Regions from separate parts of the Mus musculus genome. Here region 2 is linked to region 1. Evidence: chromatin contacts called from ENCODE Hi-C or POLR2A ChIA-PET data. All regions are on one chromosome and are shown on one strand. The core of a region is the stretch at or near the end of the contact, and the rest is flanking DNA. Distances in the headings are between cores, read along the strand shown.

Region 1 (4,566 bases), core at 1,340-3,839:
CGTGGGTGCTTAGAATCTAACTCGGGTTCTCTGGAAGAGCAGCCAGTGCTCTTAACCACTAAGCCATCTCTCCAGTTCCTAAAATAATCTAAAGATGGAGAGAAGAGGCTGGAATTATTAGGTTTTAGAATTATATTAATATTAATTAGAATTATTATTATTGGAATTATTAGGTCTTAGGTTTTATTTCCATTTTCAGTTGCATCTCTGCACCTGTCAGGAATGTCATTACCTTTCAGGCTAGAAGATGACAGAAAAGAGAACAAGAAGAAAAAAGAAGAGAAATACTGTAGTAACCTGTGACCTAAGCATCAACACAGAGTGAACAGGGGACCAAATGAGGCTTTTGTCTCATCTCTGTGTCATGCTCAGATAAACACAGTTCATTCCTGACCCTGAGAAGACTCCCCCCACCCCACCCCCGCCCCCAAATACTGCTGACTGAGATGTTGCTGGTTTGGGGAAGGAGTTGCTTGACAGCCTTAAACTTGCCCATCCCAGAGGGTCAAACCACCAATGGCCACACCGCCTGCTACTCTTTTTTCTCTTTTGCAGAAGAGAACAGGCCTACAAGAGCTGGCAATCTGTCAGTTCCCCAGCCCCCACACCTGCTTACAGAGCTATTCAGAGGAATGCAGACAGAGGGGGCCTGAAATAGAAGTATCTAAAGCAGCTCAAATGGAAAGTATTTGTTTAATAAATTCTGGCATTACTTCATGAACAATTGCCTGGGCTTGTTCTATTGTTTAGAGGCACATATCAACCCATAAAATGTTGACATATATCCAGTCCAGTTGCCCAACCCGCCTTTGTATCCAAGGGTCTCCACTGGTAACAACAGAAAACAAGCTTCCTTCATTTAGCTCACCAAAGCCAGGTAGTAAAGGGCATGAAAAAATATATAGTCTATGGAGATTTTGTATAATTCATGTATTCTCTTCTCACACTGGTGGTCAAGATTTTACTGAATTCTACAGTAGTCCTCAGGTTTAAAAAGTTCAATAAAGATATTGAAGTGTTTTATATTATTTTCTATCATAAAGTTCCATCCTCCCAAATTTAAAAAAAAAAAAAAGAAGGTGGGGCGAGTTATATAAAAGACGACAGAATGCCCAGTGACACAGACTTAGAAACCATTTCCTATGTTGAAGAACTCAAGCTGTCATGCTGGGCAGCGTCAATTCAGGCAACTTACTCCAGCTCTCTGTGACAGCTTCATCCCAGTAGAACAATGGCTCTAACCTTACAGAATTCTTATAGGGGTAACAAAGTCAAGTCCATGCAGCCTCAGTGAGCACTGCTTGCTGGTGTTACTGCTACGACTCAAGAAGCCTGGCTTTTTCTAGCCATTTCCACACATAGAATCACAATCAGTGTTTGTCATGACCATATTTTTATAGTAGAATAAAGGGAGAGTTCGCCTAATTCCAAGCCCATAACCAAAGCAAAACATTAGATAAATGGTTTAGCTGAGAAGCCAAACACTGCTCTGAAATAAGTGGGTCAGAGCGTGGACACACAGAAGGAAGCGTCAGTGGCCCTCGGGAGCATGTAGCTCAGTGTGCTCTGGTGCAGAGAGCATATATTATTTATTAACAAGAAACCCATCAATAAGTAAGAGGGTCAATACCATATACTCAGGTTAGGAATCTGAGCACTCTCATCCTGTTTGCTTTTCTATACTTCAATGATTTCCTGCAAAGACCATTTTAATACTGTAATAAAAATAAGGCAAGGCTGCAAGGTGTTTGTTTGGACCTAAGAGAACATAAGAGTCAGTAAAAGGCCTGCTGTTTATTCTGAGGGAACCAGAGGAAGCACGGAGGCAGGTGTCCTGCAGCCACCGTGGCCTGACCTCTTACCTTGTTTTCCATGTTCTGTTTTATAACTTCCTGCACCAGCACATCCGCCAGGGTCTTGAAATCTGCAGCAAACTTCTTGTTCTTCTCTGCACCTTTCTTCTCCTCAATGAGCAGCTGGAAGAGGGTCTCCTGCTGCCTGCACGCCCTGGCGATGTTAGCAGCCTTCTCGGAGACACAGAGCAGCTCCAGGAGGATGTCTGACATTTCTAAAGCCTGCTTCTTTCTCAGCCTCACCCACCCTCTGGCTCACAGCTGCAAGAACACAAGAATATGAAAGAGAAAGCAGTTCAGGGATGATGTCAGGGCGTCTCTCCCACTAACACATAGCTGGCAGCAACCTGTCAGGGAAGCTGACCTGCTAGTGAGTCACCGCACATTTTCAGCGTGCAAGACTGCAGTTACAATCTAAAGATTGAAACAAACGTATTTCTCAAAAGTCTTGTAAACCAATTACACTCTTAAAGAAACTGAATGTTCAGTGAAAGAAAAAGAAAAAGCCTTGAATTAGAATTTATGTTACAGGGCCATAGCAAGACAGAGTGTCACGACGTCCGAGGAAAGGCAGATTGCTACAAGGTCCTTAATCATGACACAGCTTTATCTCAATTACATTGACGTAATTCTCTTCTCTGTGAGAATGGTGAGGGATGACAATCATGCTGCCAGATCCATGTGCTAAGTGGATGAGCAGCAGGCATTGTGTCTTCCAGACTCTGAGGCCGGTCTTGGGCAAGCACTATAAAGCAGCTCACAGCCAACTCCACTCAAACATTCCAGGGACATATTCCATCTGCCACCAAGTAGCAGCCTACACACCAAAGCAAGGGGACTTACACCTTGTTGGACTTGAGAAGTTCTGTCTTCTAAGAACCATGTAGTATGCCTACATCATTATTTCTATTCTTTATTTCTTCTCTCTCTCTCTCTCTCCCTCTCTCTCTCTCTCTCTCTTTCTTTCTTTCTTTCTAGACCTGGCTGTCCTGGAACTCATTCTGTAGACCAGGGTAGCCTGGAACTCAAAAGATTCGTCTGCGTCTGCCTCCCAAATGCTAGGGCTAAAGGTGTGTGCACCACACCTGGCTCCTATCTACTGGTGCTGCCTCAAAATGCTTCTGTGGTCCTCTTCCTGTTCAAAGCCTGAGTCGTTCTGCTTCCTCTGTCGTGAGATTACCCTGCCCTGTGTGACATACAGTTTGGAAACGGAAGCTTAGAGGGTTGAGCAACTTCTAAAAAAGGTTACACAAGACTAAAACATGGGGCTCAGAACTGCCCCCACACACCCCACATCAGGTTTCTTTATTATCACAACAGTTTCCTCTATGAAAAGAAGCTTGAGGCTGGGAACCACTCAGCTGTGAAAACACTGATGTGGGGGTGTGGCAAACTGTTAGAGCCTGCTTGTCTTAAGTCTGTTCAAAAAACAATTTTTTTTTCTTCCTGAGGAAATATGTTCCTCAACAGAAATAAAGGAAAGATGACCAACACGGAGAGATGTCCCTTGTCACAACTGCAGTTGCTTTACTGCCAGTGGTCGTCTCTGGAAGGCAGTAGTAGACAGGTGCTAACTCCCTGACACTGGAAACACACAGGCTTCCAGGGAGCTGCTGTCATAACTGTACCAAATCCCACCCAGGGCCCTCTTTCCTCAGTCAGTAACCTTAAGTCTTTCCCTAATCTCTGGTAAGAAAATAAGAGTTAAAATATCTTCATACAAGGTAGATTAAAATTATTTAAAGTAGCAAAGATGTTAAATAAACATGTTTTGTTTTGCTTTTGGGGCAGGTTCGCTCTCACGTTGTCAGATCTACTAGATAATATAGAAGAATTCAAGCAAACAGGGCTCCTTAAAAGCCCTTTATTCTTTATTTCAGATTCAAACCTGTTAGAAGATTCATGTACTTTGTTCTGGACCTATACATTAAGAAAAGTGGCATTCATAGAGCCAAGCCACTTGAACTCAGAAATAATTTACTGCATCCATTATATAAATACTAGCCACAAATGATGTCATAGAACAACACAGAGATGCATGCATAGTCTCACTGTAGCACATGAGCCACAAGAGTAGAAAGGTGGTGACCATAACTTGATTTATTAGCAAACATTCTGCATTATTGTAAGAGCAAAGAGCCAATGAACCAAGGGTATATAATGTAAGTTCCTTCTCATTTGGAAGAAGCATGGTGACACAAAGGAATACACTCCGGACTTGAGCAAGTTATCACATTCAACAGCATTAAATCTAATCTTTATCCCTCCCCCCATCTTTTTTTTTTTTTAATCTGAAAAAATACTGTAAGCTTCGGGTAAGAAAATACTGGGTAAGTTTCCACCCAGCCACCCCAGGGAACCCAGAGTTCCCCCACTTTGGTCCTGACTTCTCCTAGTAATGGTCATTTCCCTGCCTGAGCGGATATTACAAGTACAGGATGTAGCAGGTATAGGAACCTGGGCCACGAGGCGAGAATGCTCAGCTGTGAGCTGCACACTGATGCTCCAGAGGTCTGGGCTCTAGACGTTCATAGTTCCACTTCTGAGTTTTCAGGTCCTGAGTCACCCTGCTGTGTCAACTGTACCCTCTTTTTCTTCTGGCCCAGGATACCACTGTCACATTTTGTCAGACTCCAAGTTCCTTGTCCAGTTTCAGTTGAGACTTTCTCCAGCCAGCATAACCAACACGGCACTTCTCCAGCTCACTTCCTTT
Region 2 (4,566 bases), core at 1,406-3,905, 150 kb after region 1:
CCATTCCAGTCACTCAGACTCCAGCATTCCAAGAAAACCTGGGGTTGTGTGCACAAGAATATCCAGAGAATCTCCCGAAATCCTATGAGAAGAAGGTTTCAAGAAGCTGCAGTTGCTCACATAACTTTGCCCAATGTTAGTCTCTAATACAAAATCCTGGAGGAAGCCGTGGTGGCGCATGCCTTTAATCCCAGCACTTGGGAGGCAGAGGCAGGCGGATTTCTGAGTTCGAGGCCAGCCTGGTCTACAAAGTGAGTTCCAGGACAGCCAGGGCTACACAGAGAAACCCTGTCTCGAAAAATCAAAAAAAAAAAAAAAAAAAACCCCAACCCCAACCCCCCCCCCCAAAAAAAAAACCAACAGGAGAAAGTGAATTAGAATTCCTAAGCTTTATAGACCAGTTTGATATCAATCTCTGGTAAAATTAAAGACTTGAGCAGGCAACACTTGGGCAGGGGTAGTGGTCTGTATTTCTAGAATTGGAAGTGATTGGTTACTCTGGTCAATCACAGGTAAAACTTAAGAGTCTGTTTGTTTTTAGCAAGGCACTTGATTAAACTTCCCTTTCATGAAACCTTTTCAAAAAGTCCAGTCTATGAACTAGAACAGTGTAAGTGTAGAATTTATCCGGCTCACTAATTCGAGCAATATCTGCTAGAGACCAACTAGATCTCCGGCCACTCTTGTGATTGGCTTTTTCAGTACTTTGAATTTCAGCACTCACCCTGAAAGTGGATGGCATTAACCTCATTTTTGGAAAAGGAATAATAAGTACCAGACTTCAAAATCCTGGAACCATCTCTGCTGTGCCACCGGCTTCTAACTGTGCAACCTTCAACATAAAAGCCTGCCCTGTGCATTGCATTGACTTGAACTTCAAGCAAATTCCTCAGATGTGTAGAATTGACACAATGAATGTCAGAATCAAAGCTGGGATGGATGCATTAAAGTGGAAGTTAGAGGTTTAAAGTAATATAAACCAAGAGAGAAAGCGTTCCCCCTCAAAACCACCAAGCTGCACAGATTAAAGAGGAAGAAAGTCAGCTTGACAACAACAGGGACGTATGAGTTTTTAGTCAAGCTCAGAGTATTTGCTTGATGGTTTCAGGATAAGCTGATGTGTTTAACTCGAGTTTGGTTACTCATTAAAGAAAAGTAAAACATTCTGTCTCCCGAGCACCTGTATGCACTGTGTGGGTTAACAGTTTCATCCTTACAGCAGCCAGCTAAAGCAGACAGAAACTCTATCACCACACATCTTTCCTTTCTCTACTGTCTTCTCTGCTTTCTTTCTTTTTCTTTTCTTTACTTTTTTTTAGGGAGTGAGCTCCAAATTTAAAGTTTTAGACTTTCTTTTCAAAGAGAAGTAGACATCCTGAATGTAATCTTGGAAGTTGAAAGGTTGTTGGCTGGGGCAGGACTGAGGAGACACAAGCAGAAGTCAGCTCAGTGTAAACACGGCTTTTCTGACAGGAGCAGGATATAACTCCAAACACTGAGTTCCTCACACTGAAGTGGCCAATCAGAACCTGGCTTCTGGCAGCAGTGCTGTGTGGACAGCATACTGAAATTGCCTGAGGGCAGACCACAGTTTAAAGTACCCTTATTATCTCATAATGTACCTACAGTTATTTTTCTTACACAGCAAAAAGAAAAAAAGAAAGAAAAGAGTAAATATGAAGTTACTATTTTTCCCAGAACCTTTCTGCTATACTTAATACCATTTCCCATCCATACATACAAGATAGCTGTGTCAGGAAATAAAACCCCTTTCAAAGGAAAAACGGATTTTCTTGACTCGTGCTTAGCTATATTATCCCCCTGAAATTTTGCCAAAAATCTCCATCTCATATATACGGGCAGTGACGGATCTTTAAAAAGAGGTGGACAGTTTACCCACTAGTTTATGTTGTTTTGTTACCTTCAGTAAAAGATGGGGGAGGGGTCAAAACAGCAATAGAAGAGAAACGACTGGACTGCGTCTGGAGCTTTCTCTGGTAGCTGGGCTCCCACTGTCTATTCTTTCATTTCTCTTTCATTTGCATCATTTCCCCTCAGGATTCAGCCTCCCACAGCTTCCAAGAGTACAGACACTCTGCTAATCATGTGCCACTCAGCACAAGCCTGACAGCTTGACTTGTGCATGTAGTGTCCTTACCGGAAAACCTCCATTCATTCTTCAGGTGGGGAGGAGGATGAACCTGCATCTTGCAATGAGCAATGAAATACTTTAGTTTGTGGGCTCGGAACAAGATCAGAAGATGGAGCTAAAGGCTCAATTAAGGAACCTAGGATGTGAGGTTGTGTCCAGGACAGCTGGCTGTGAAATGTTAGATAAAATTAACTACTGCAACTCCGGCTTTCCTGGGTTGGAAAGTCAAAAGGTCACAGCATCGGAGCAGGACACCCACCTTCCAGATGTTCACTTACCCTACACTGCAGCGGGCCAGCTGCACCGCCATCGCAAGTCTGCGCGGCCTCGGCCGAGGAGGCGCGGGCGCTTGGCTGTTCTCATGCCCCTGGCCGCAGCCCGGGCTCCCAGGGTGGGTGCTGCCCCCCAGGGCGGGGCCTCAGGAAGGGAGCCGAAGCCTGAAAAGGTGCGGCATGGCCGGGCAGCAGAGACAACGTCTCCCCTGGAGTAGGGCGGACGTCCTTCGGCAGTGGTCCCGGCTCCTCCCCCTGCACCCCTCCTAATCCACCCCCCTCCTCCCAGAACTGCTCACGAGTTCGCGGCTCGCTCCCTGAAAGTGGAGCCAAGGGACCCGCGGCTACGGAGCACAACCCTCAGTGTTGGCACCGCCAGGGGCTACCCCTGCCCAACAGCATTGGGTTCCAAGCACAACCAAAGGGATCCGAAGTGCTGGGCCACAGCTCGCACTCCCACCCGGCAACCTATTCACACACGGCTCCACCTCCCCAGCAAGATCCAGACCACCAAGTATGAAAGCTAAGTGAGCTTGTATCTCCCTCTCCTGCCCCACATCCCCAGAGCCACCTGGACTGAGACATCACCTGATCTCTGTCCACGTGGGAGCAGGCGCGGCTCGTCCGGTGCTGCAGCGTGGCGCCAGCCCCGCAGGTGATCTCCTGTCACCTGCCCCGGGGCCCTCCCCTGAAGGCTGCGCTGCTCCAGTGCCAGTTTAGCAGTCAAACCTGTTTTGATCCCAACGCCACGCCTCGCAGCTCTACCCTAAGACACCACCAGACCTAAGTACTTTGCCCCAGTGCACTCGGAAGTGCACCAAGCACTTCTAAATTTAAAAATGCGTCCAGTATTGCACTTTTCTATCCCCGAGTACCCAAATATCGAAACGCTTGTTTCTCAAAACAAAACATCAAGAAAGATCATATTCTTACCCTTTAAGGAAACAAGCGCCTCAAAACATAGCCATTATTCAGTTAGACCTCATTCCATGAGATGCCTGCATCTGTCTGTGTGATTCCCATCGTCAGTAACCGCCCCAAGAGAATGACAAAAGAACCATTATTCCATCCTGTCCTACAATGGATTGTCAATGCAAAATTCATGCCCCAAGGGACCTCAGCAGAACTCTCTCAGTTCCTTGCTTTACAGATGCAGATGCTTAGGCTGAGCCCAGCCTTAGGATTGGGGGGAGGGGGGGGCGGGGATGCAGAGATGAGTGGATTCCTGAGAACCCACAGCCAAAGGGGCAACCTTCAGGTTTCATGAAGGACCCTGACTCAAGTAAATTAGGTCCAGAGCAGTTGAAGATGCTACCCAAGGGCACACACACACACACACACACACACACACACACTTCAGCACTTTCCTCTCTCCCCACTCCTAAAGAAAAGCCTGAAGCCTATAGGCTAACATAAACAGGGCCTTTTGGAGGTCCATTTCAGTAAAAAATTAACTCAGAGAGCAAAGGATCTAAGAAGTCCCTCCAGACCTAGCTCAGCTTTAAGTGAATCCAGCATTTTAGTTTAGTTCTGTGCAAATCAGCTAAGGTAACTTTGACCTGAAAATATTGTGCCTCAAACATATCAATTTTTTCATTTAGTGTGATTAATGGCACCAGACAAACAGAATATGAATATTAAATTGATTTGTTTGATAAGCAACTATTGCAGTGTACAAAGTTGATTATATCTAAATGGAGCATGCATTCACATACATTTCAAGCACACTGTGCTAAATAATTATGATTAAATGCAATGTTATTTGCTTGCTTTTATCTTTCTCAGTTCAGTCAACCGATGTTGCTATTATTTTAAGTGATCTCTAGCCCAATCCTGAGTGACAAGTGTTAGGCCTTGATGGGCTCTGGGAGAGAAGAAATTTGTAGCTATCCATCCTAGTTAGCAGGGCAGAGAAGAAAATGTTAGTCTCTGGCTTCCGTCATAATGGAACTCCAGACACAAGCATATTACTTTCTTTATGTGAGTGTGTGTTGGAGAGTATGTGTGTGTACATGCCTGTGTGTGTGGGTGTGTGCCCGTGACTGCAGGTGGAGGCCAAAAGTCCATGTCAGATGTTTTATTCTATTACTCTCCTCCTATTGTGACAAAGGGTCTTTCACTGAACCTGGGGCTGGTGAATGT

What was found. A loop is a pair of places that touch in the nucleus more often than their neighbours do. ChIA-PET counts read pairs that join two places held with the same protein, here RNA polymerase II (POLR2A).
Region 2: a loop to region 1 is called in a map of heart, with 2.2 times the contacts of the local background. The contact joins the promoter of 1700019D03Rik here to the enhancer-like site in region 1. A Hi-C loop is called at or near these places in 1 of 37 maps with a recorded cell type or tissue (heart). POLR2A ChIA-PET finds 5 or more read pairs at or near these places in 1 of 5 experiments (embryonic stem cell).

What each region holds. Positions count from the first base shown.
Region 1 is chr1:52,797,423-52,801,988 of GRCm38, forward strand. Inpp1 (inositol polyphosphate-1-phosphatase) reads right to left here. Exons shown (of 6, transcript NM_008384.2): 2 at 1,863-2,114. The coding sequence starts at 2,066. Among named protein-coding and RNA genes, the nearest start is that of Inpp1, 18 kb to the right of the region's middle. Within about 2 kb of position 2,590, at least 2 of the 3 ENCODE cell types and tissues checked have a DNase peak (open chromatin) inside an H3K27ac peak, as active enhancers do.
Region 2 is chr1:52,950,185-52,954,750 of GRCm38, forward strand. It overlaps 1700019D03Rik (RIKEN cDNA 1700019D03 gene), which reads right to left and starts at 2,656. Exons shown (of 2, transcript NM_144953.3): 1 at 2,431-2,656.